Linked DNA regions of Homo sapiens: region 2 is linked to region 1. Evidence: chromatin contacts called from ENCODE Hi-C or POLR2A ChIA-PET data. All regions are on one chromosome and are shown on one strand. Each heading gives the region's core, a stretch centred on a gene start or an enhancer-like site at or near the end of the contact. The rest is flanking DNA. Distances are from core to core; before and after follow the strand shown.

Region 1 (2,807 bases), core at 303-2,802:
TAACCTTTCAGATGGAAGGGATCAGAGGTGACAGAATCGTGTATTTCTACATTTATCTGCGGAAGATAAAATACAATAAAAAGTGAGAAGTGTTCAAATTCCACCACTAGGAAAAGAAACATCTTGGGTAGAGATGAGTTCGCCTTTTGCTGCTGCTGCTGAAGTGGCTTCAAATGTTAAAGCTCTGGTGCCCAGGGCATGCCCCAAACCAGCAAAACCTGGCTCTGCAAGTGTTTTCTACAGCTCCCCAGGTGACTAGAGCCTATGACCAGTTTGAGGACAGGGCAATAAAGGGAACTCTGATTTCTCTCGCTCTCTCTCTACAAATGTGAGCTTGAGGCCTTTCCACCCTTTACATTACATTACAGACAAGAAACAACATATTTCTTTAAATTAAATCATCTCTCTTATATATGCATCCATCTTTTGTTGAATACAAGAGGCTCCTTTTAAATATATACATTCAGTACTTCTACATTTATGTATTCATTTAAACTCTGTACTGTAGTAAAATATGCATTGTTTTAATTCATAAGGATTTCCTGGCAACAATCAGGTTGATACTCACTGCGTTTGCTGATTAAGAGCTTAGTGAGCCACTCCAGGGACCAATTCTCCCTTCTGGATGCGGAGAAGCCCATGAGCTATTTTAGGACTATAATGAGACTCTACTGTGAAAGCAAAATCTGTCTAATCTTATTCTTATCACTTACATTTGTGTAATCTGTCTATTTAAGCTACCTTTGGGAGTAGGGGTAAAATGTTACTGAAAGCAACTCTAAGTGCATGGAATGAAATCAACGTTAATCTAAGCTGCTACGGAAAGTCTGTCTTTGTTGTTGCTGTTAGGCTGGGGGCGTGGATCTGAGAGTCGTGTCGTCAGAACTCCTGAATCCCTGTCCTGCTACTGCTGCCAGCCCCTGGTGGCTTTCAGGCCGAGCAGGCGAGGTGGAGGGAAGAGATGAAAGTGAGAGGAGGCGAGTGGCAGGGAGCGGAGAGCGAGAGGTCCCAGTGCTGAGGCAGCTCACGGGTCCCAGCTCCCGCGGTCAGTGCTCTCCAGGGAGAGGCTCTTGGTTTTTCGGGGTGAAGCTGGGCTTGGGGGGCTGCTTAGGTTGGAACTGTTGGAAGCTGTGGAATGCCTCGGAGAGTCAGAGTCCTGTAAGGCCCAAAGTAAAACATTAATGAGAAGGAGGGGGAGAAAGGGAGGCAGAAGGGGCTCAGATTACCACCGCCCCCTCCAGCCACCCTGACCAAATAACCCCATGGGGCGGCCTCACTGTCGGTATAAAGCCCCTTCTATGAGCTGAGGAAGAGGCACGGAACATACAAGCTCCGTCCTTTCTGTAGGCCTTTACAGATGATGGTATTTTCACACAAAAGCCAGAAGTCTGAATGCCTCTGGGAAAACTGCAGTTTGCAGCCCGAGTGACTGGCCTAGCTGCCCGCTGGCCAAGAGTGAATGCTGGCCCCTGACCCCGAACCCTGCTGCAGCTGAGGCCAATCCCAAGGTGGTGGGATTGCCTGGGAAGATGCCCTAGTCTTTCTGATACATGACGTCTCCGGAACCCTGCCCACTCACCTCTCCGTCAAAGTCCCTCGCTGGGGCATCACTTCCTTGGTCCATGCCTCCAGAGGACAAAGAGCCCTCTGACGGGGAGGGCATGGGCTGCCGCTTGGCACTGTAGCTTCCTCCAGAGAATTCCCTCTTTAATGCGCTGCCATTCTGTGCGGATGACCCTACAGTACATCATGCAGGCAAAATTTTACATATGCAGAGGGGACAATACTCTAGAAAGCACACAGACTGCTGAGCTGACAGGCCATCCTTTGCAGGCCCCAGACCACTCCTCCCCTGAAGCGCAGTAAGTCCAACTGTAGTACCTTTGCCCTGAGCTCAACCCCGAATCCAGCAATCTCACTCGCTGTTCCTGTCCACCCCAGCCACGGGGACTCCCGGTGAGCGAGCACTCTCTAGGCTGTGCCATCTGCCCCAATGCCCTGCTTGTTAACAATTCCCCAGAATCCCTCAAGTCTCCACCTGCCTGGTGCTGCCTTGCACATCTTTCCCAGCCACTGACGGCTCCCAGCCATCTTTCACACATCTCTTTCATGGCATTTATGAAGTCATGTTATCATCATGTGCCTGTCATTCTCCCAATAGATGAGGTGTCTTTGCCTCTCCAGGGCCTAGCACAGAACATGGCACACGGCAGGCTCAAAACAGATGCGCTAAATGAGGAAGCTCGGTTGTACCATCCCGAGAGAGGCCATGCCACTCAATGAAGAAATATCGCTTATCTTCTAGAAAATTTTCATAAAACCATAAAGAAAACATAAAAGTACTTTTACTTCACAGGGCAAAGAGCCTGAGATGTAAAATAAAAGTGAGGTTTTCTTCAAACTCACTCTCTATTTTGTTCTCAGAGTTGGGGTAGGTAACAGTGGACCAGCAGCATTCACAGGAAGAAAAGGGAAGACCCAGAACACCCTGGGGAATCTCGGGGCTATTGTCAGTACCTATTTAAAGCTCTTAGCATTCCCTACTATGACAAGGTTTTTGCTTAAACATGCCTTCATCGTGCTGAGTTTCAGTATTAGGATGATTGGTCCAAAAGACTGTGTTGAGGTTTTAGCACAACTCTAAGGTACAGGTTGTGCTTGTTTCAACTTTTTGCGGGTTTAACATGTCTCAATTGTTTTTCACATTAAGAATTCAGTGAAAAATGTCAAAAAATGATAGTTTAAAGCAGCACATTTATCTAATGACCACCAAAATACACAAGCGTTCATAAATAAACTGAACAAGA
Region 2 (2,714 bases), core at 204-2,703, 1.1 Mb after region 1:
TTGCTCTCCTGCAGTTCACATTCAATACTTTTTTTTTTTTTTTTTGAGACGGAGTCTCATTCTGTCGTCTAGGCTGGAGTGCCGTGGCTTGATCTCGGCTCACTGCAACCTCCACCTCCCAGGTTCAAGTGATCCTCCTGCCTCAGCCACCCCAGTAGCTGGAATTACAGGGGCCCACGACCACACCCAGCTGATTTTGTATTTTTAGTAGAGACAGAGTTTCACCATTTTGGCCAGGCTAGTCCCAAACTCCTGGCCTCAGGTGATCTGCCTGCCTCGGACTCCCAAAGTGCTGGCATTACAGGTGTGAGCCACTGCACCCAGCCTTCAATAAATCTTTTTTAAAAATTTAAAATAATTTTTAGAAATAGAGTCCCGTGGCCAGGTGCAGTGGCTCACGCCTGTAATCCCAGCACTTTGGGAGGCCAAGGTTGGTGGATTACCTGAGGTTAGGAGTTCAAGACCAGCCTGGCCAACATGGTGAAACCCTGTCTCTACTAAAAATACAAAAATTAGCTGGGCGTGGTGGCGGGCGCCTGTAATCCCAGCTACTCGGGAGGCTGAGGCAGGAGAATCGCTTGAACCTAGGAGGCCCAGGTTGCAGTGAGCAGAGATGGCGTCACTGAACTCCAGCCTGGGTGACAAGAGCGAAACTCCGTCTCAAAAAATAAAAAAAGAAAGAAATAGGGTCTCGCTCTGTCACACAGACTGGAGTGCAGTGACACGAACACCGCTCACTGCAGCCTCGACTGCCCAGGCTCAAGCGACCGTCCCACGTCAGCCTCCCGAGTAGCAAGGACTACAGGCACAAAAAAGTTTTTAAATTTTTTGGTACAGAAGGGGTTTCCCTATGATCCCCAGGCTGGTCTCCAATTCCTGGCCTCAAGCGGTCCTCCCGGCTCGGACTCCCAAAGAGCTGGGATCACAGACGTGAACCACGCGCCCGGCCACATTCCCCAATTAATGGTTTTTGGAGAGTGGCCGGTTTGGAACGGGCTAGCGGAGTCGTTCGTTAGTTAGGTCCCTGCAGTGTAGATGGAGGACGGAAACGGCGCTGTGACATAAGCGGGAGGAGGCGGGCTGAGGCAGCGCTGTGACGTAGCAGATGAAAGCCGGGCCCGCGCTGCACTGAGGTACTTCTCTGAGTGACAAGCGGGACAAGTACGCCGTGGGCGGGGCCGGCGGGTCGTGATGTTAGTTCGCGCTGTGTGGAGGCGGGCCGGCGTGGCGCTGTGACGCAGCGGGAGAAGACGGGCTGGGAGGGCGCTGTGCTGAACGCCCCTGCGGTCGCGACAGGCCAGCGCAGGTGGAGGCGGGGCTAGCGAGGCACTGAGGTAAGTACTTCCCTAAGGGGCGGGGAAGAACGAGTGAGACATGGGCGGGGCAGTCGCCTCATGACGTCAGTCTCGCGCGCGGGCGGAGGTGGGCCGGTGCGGCGCTGTCACGTAGGTTCAGTGGGCGGAAGAGGTGGCCCCGGATGCTGCGGCGCCCGCTGGCCGGGCTGGCTGCGGCCGCCCTGGGCCGGGCCCCACCGGACGGTGAGTACGACAAGCGCGATCGCGAGGGTGACTCGGGTCGAGGCGGCAGCGGTCCCTGCGCTTTGCGGTCGCCCAGTCCACGCCGCCTCCGGATCTCCTCCTAGCCGAGACGCCCTGTGCCGCATTCAACTGTGGGCCCTGAGAACGGGGGAGCTCTGGAGGGCGGACGGGCTGGCAACGCAGCGGAGCCCGGGTCCCGGAGGGCGGGGCGCTCCTCAGGAGCTGGGCAGGCCGGCAGTTATCGCAGTGTCGAGCTGCTCCCCGGGCGTATAGGAGCGCTCGGTGTCTTCCCGACACCTGGGCGCGCCGCCAAAGAGAGCAGCTGGGAGTCCCTACCGCTGGCCCGGCGCGGTGTGCGCTCCGGTTCCCACCTCACCCTGCAAGCCTTGGGGTCCTGGGCGGATGGAGCCGGCTATTCCGGGGCTCCCAGGATTCTGCCTACTCCGCGGCACGGCGCAGAGACGGGGACTTGGGGAAACAGCAGGCCTTCCCGACGCATGGGTGTGGCATTTGGGGTTCGGATTCTCCAAAGCCAGAGTCCGGGTTGGGGTTCTTGAAGCTGCCCTGCTGCCATTCTTGAGCGTCGCCTTAGAAGTATGCCCCAGTAAGGACTGGTGTGGGAAGCAGGTGCCTCAAAGTTGATTTTGACCCTGCGTGTGGTGGGCCTCGGTTTCGTCTTTGCATGAAAGAGGTCGGTCCTGAGGCCCCGGGCTGGGTCCTGCTCTGCTGTCTTTGGGCTCATGGCCCCTTCCTGTCTCAGGCTTGCTCTGCTCTTTACCTGGGGTTGCTGTCGAGGACCCTGTGCAAGACTCGGCCGGTTTTTCTTTCTCCCTGATGGACAGACCCAAACATAGCCGCGCAGCATCGTGAAGGGCTGGGGCCTTCACTCCTCTGTGGCTCTGGAAGAGCCCGATTTCCTCAGGAGGTAAAGGAATGTTCCTGTCCCCCCCGGGGAAAGAAAGTGAAAATGAAAGCGCCCTGGCTGCTCCTGGTGTGGTCCCATTTAAAACGAGGTTGCTGAAGGCCAGGATGCGTGCTACCCGGATGTGTGCCCAGAAACCCTGCAGCCAAGAGCAGCCGCCTGGACCACCAGCCTCCCCTTCATCCACCTGGCCCAGCCCAGAGCCCAGGCCCACGTCTGGTGGTTTGTGTCTTACGAGAGGCCAGGCGGGGGCT

What was found. A loop is a pair of places that touch in the nucleus more often than their neighbours do. ChIA-PET counts read pairs that join two places held with the same protein, here RNA polymerase II (POLR2A). Pooled maps may share reads with other maps.
Region 2: a loop to region 1 is called in a pooled map, with 6 times the contacts of the local background. The contact joins the promoter of GUK1 here to the enhancer-like site in region 1. A Hi-C loop is called at or near these places in 1 of 50 pooled maps. POLR2A ChIA-PET finds 5 or more read pairs at or near these places in 2 of 52 experiments (A673 and MCF 10A).

The regions. Positions count from the first base shown.
Region 1 is chr1:226,993,244-226,996,050 of GRCh38, forward strand. It overlaps CDC42BPA (CDC42 binding protein kinase alpha), which reads right to left. Exons shown (of 37, transcript NM_001394014.1): 36 at 1,580-1,737; 37 at 1-1,156. The coding sequence ends at 1,025. Among named protein-coding and RNA genes, the nearest start is that of COQ8A, 54 kb to the left of the region's middle. RefSeq lists an enhancer at 1-548 and silencers at 111-311, 1,426-1,572. Within about 2 kb of position 1,553, at least 3 of the 41 ENCODE cell types and tissues checked have a DNase peak (open chromatin) inside an H3K27ac peak, as active enhancers do.
Region 2 is chr1:228,138,826-228,141,539 of GRCh38, forward strand. GUK1 (guanylate kinase 1) reads left to right here and starts at 1,454. Exons shown (of 8, transcript NM_001159390.2): 1 at 1,454-1,538. The coding sequence starts at 1,478. RefSeq lists enhancers at 1,081-1,130, 1,241-1,470 and a silencer at 1,481-2,040.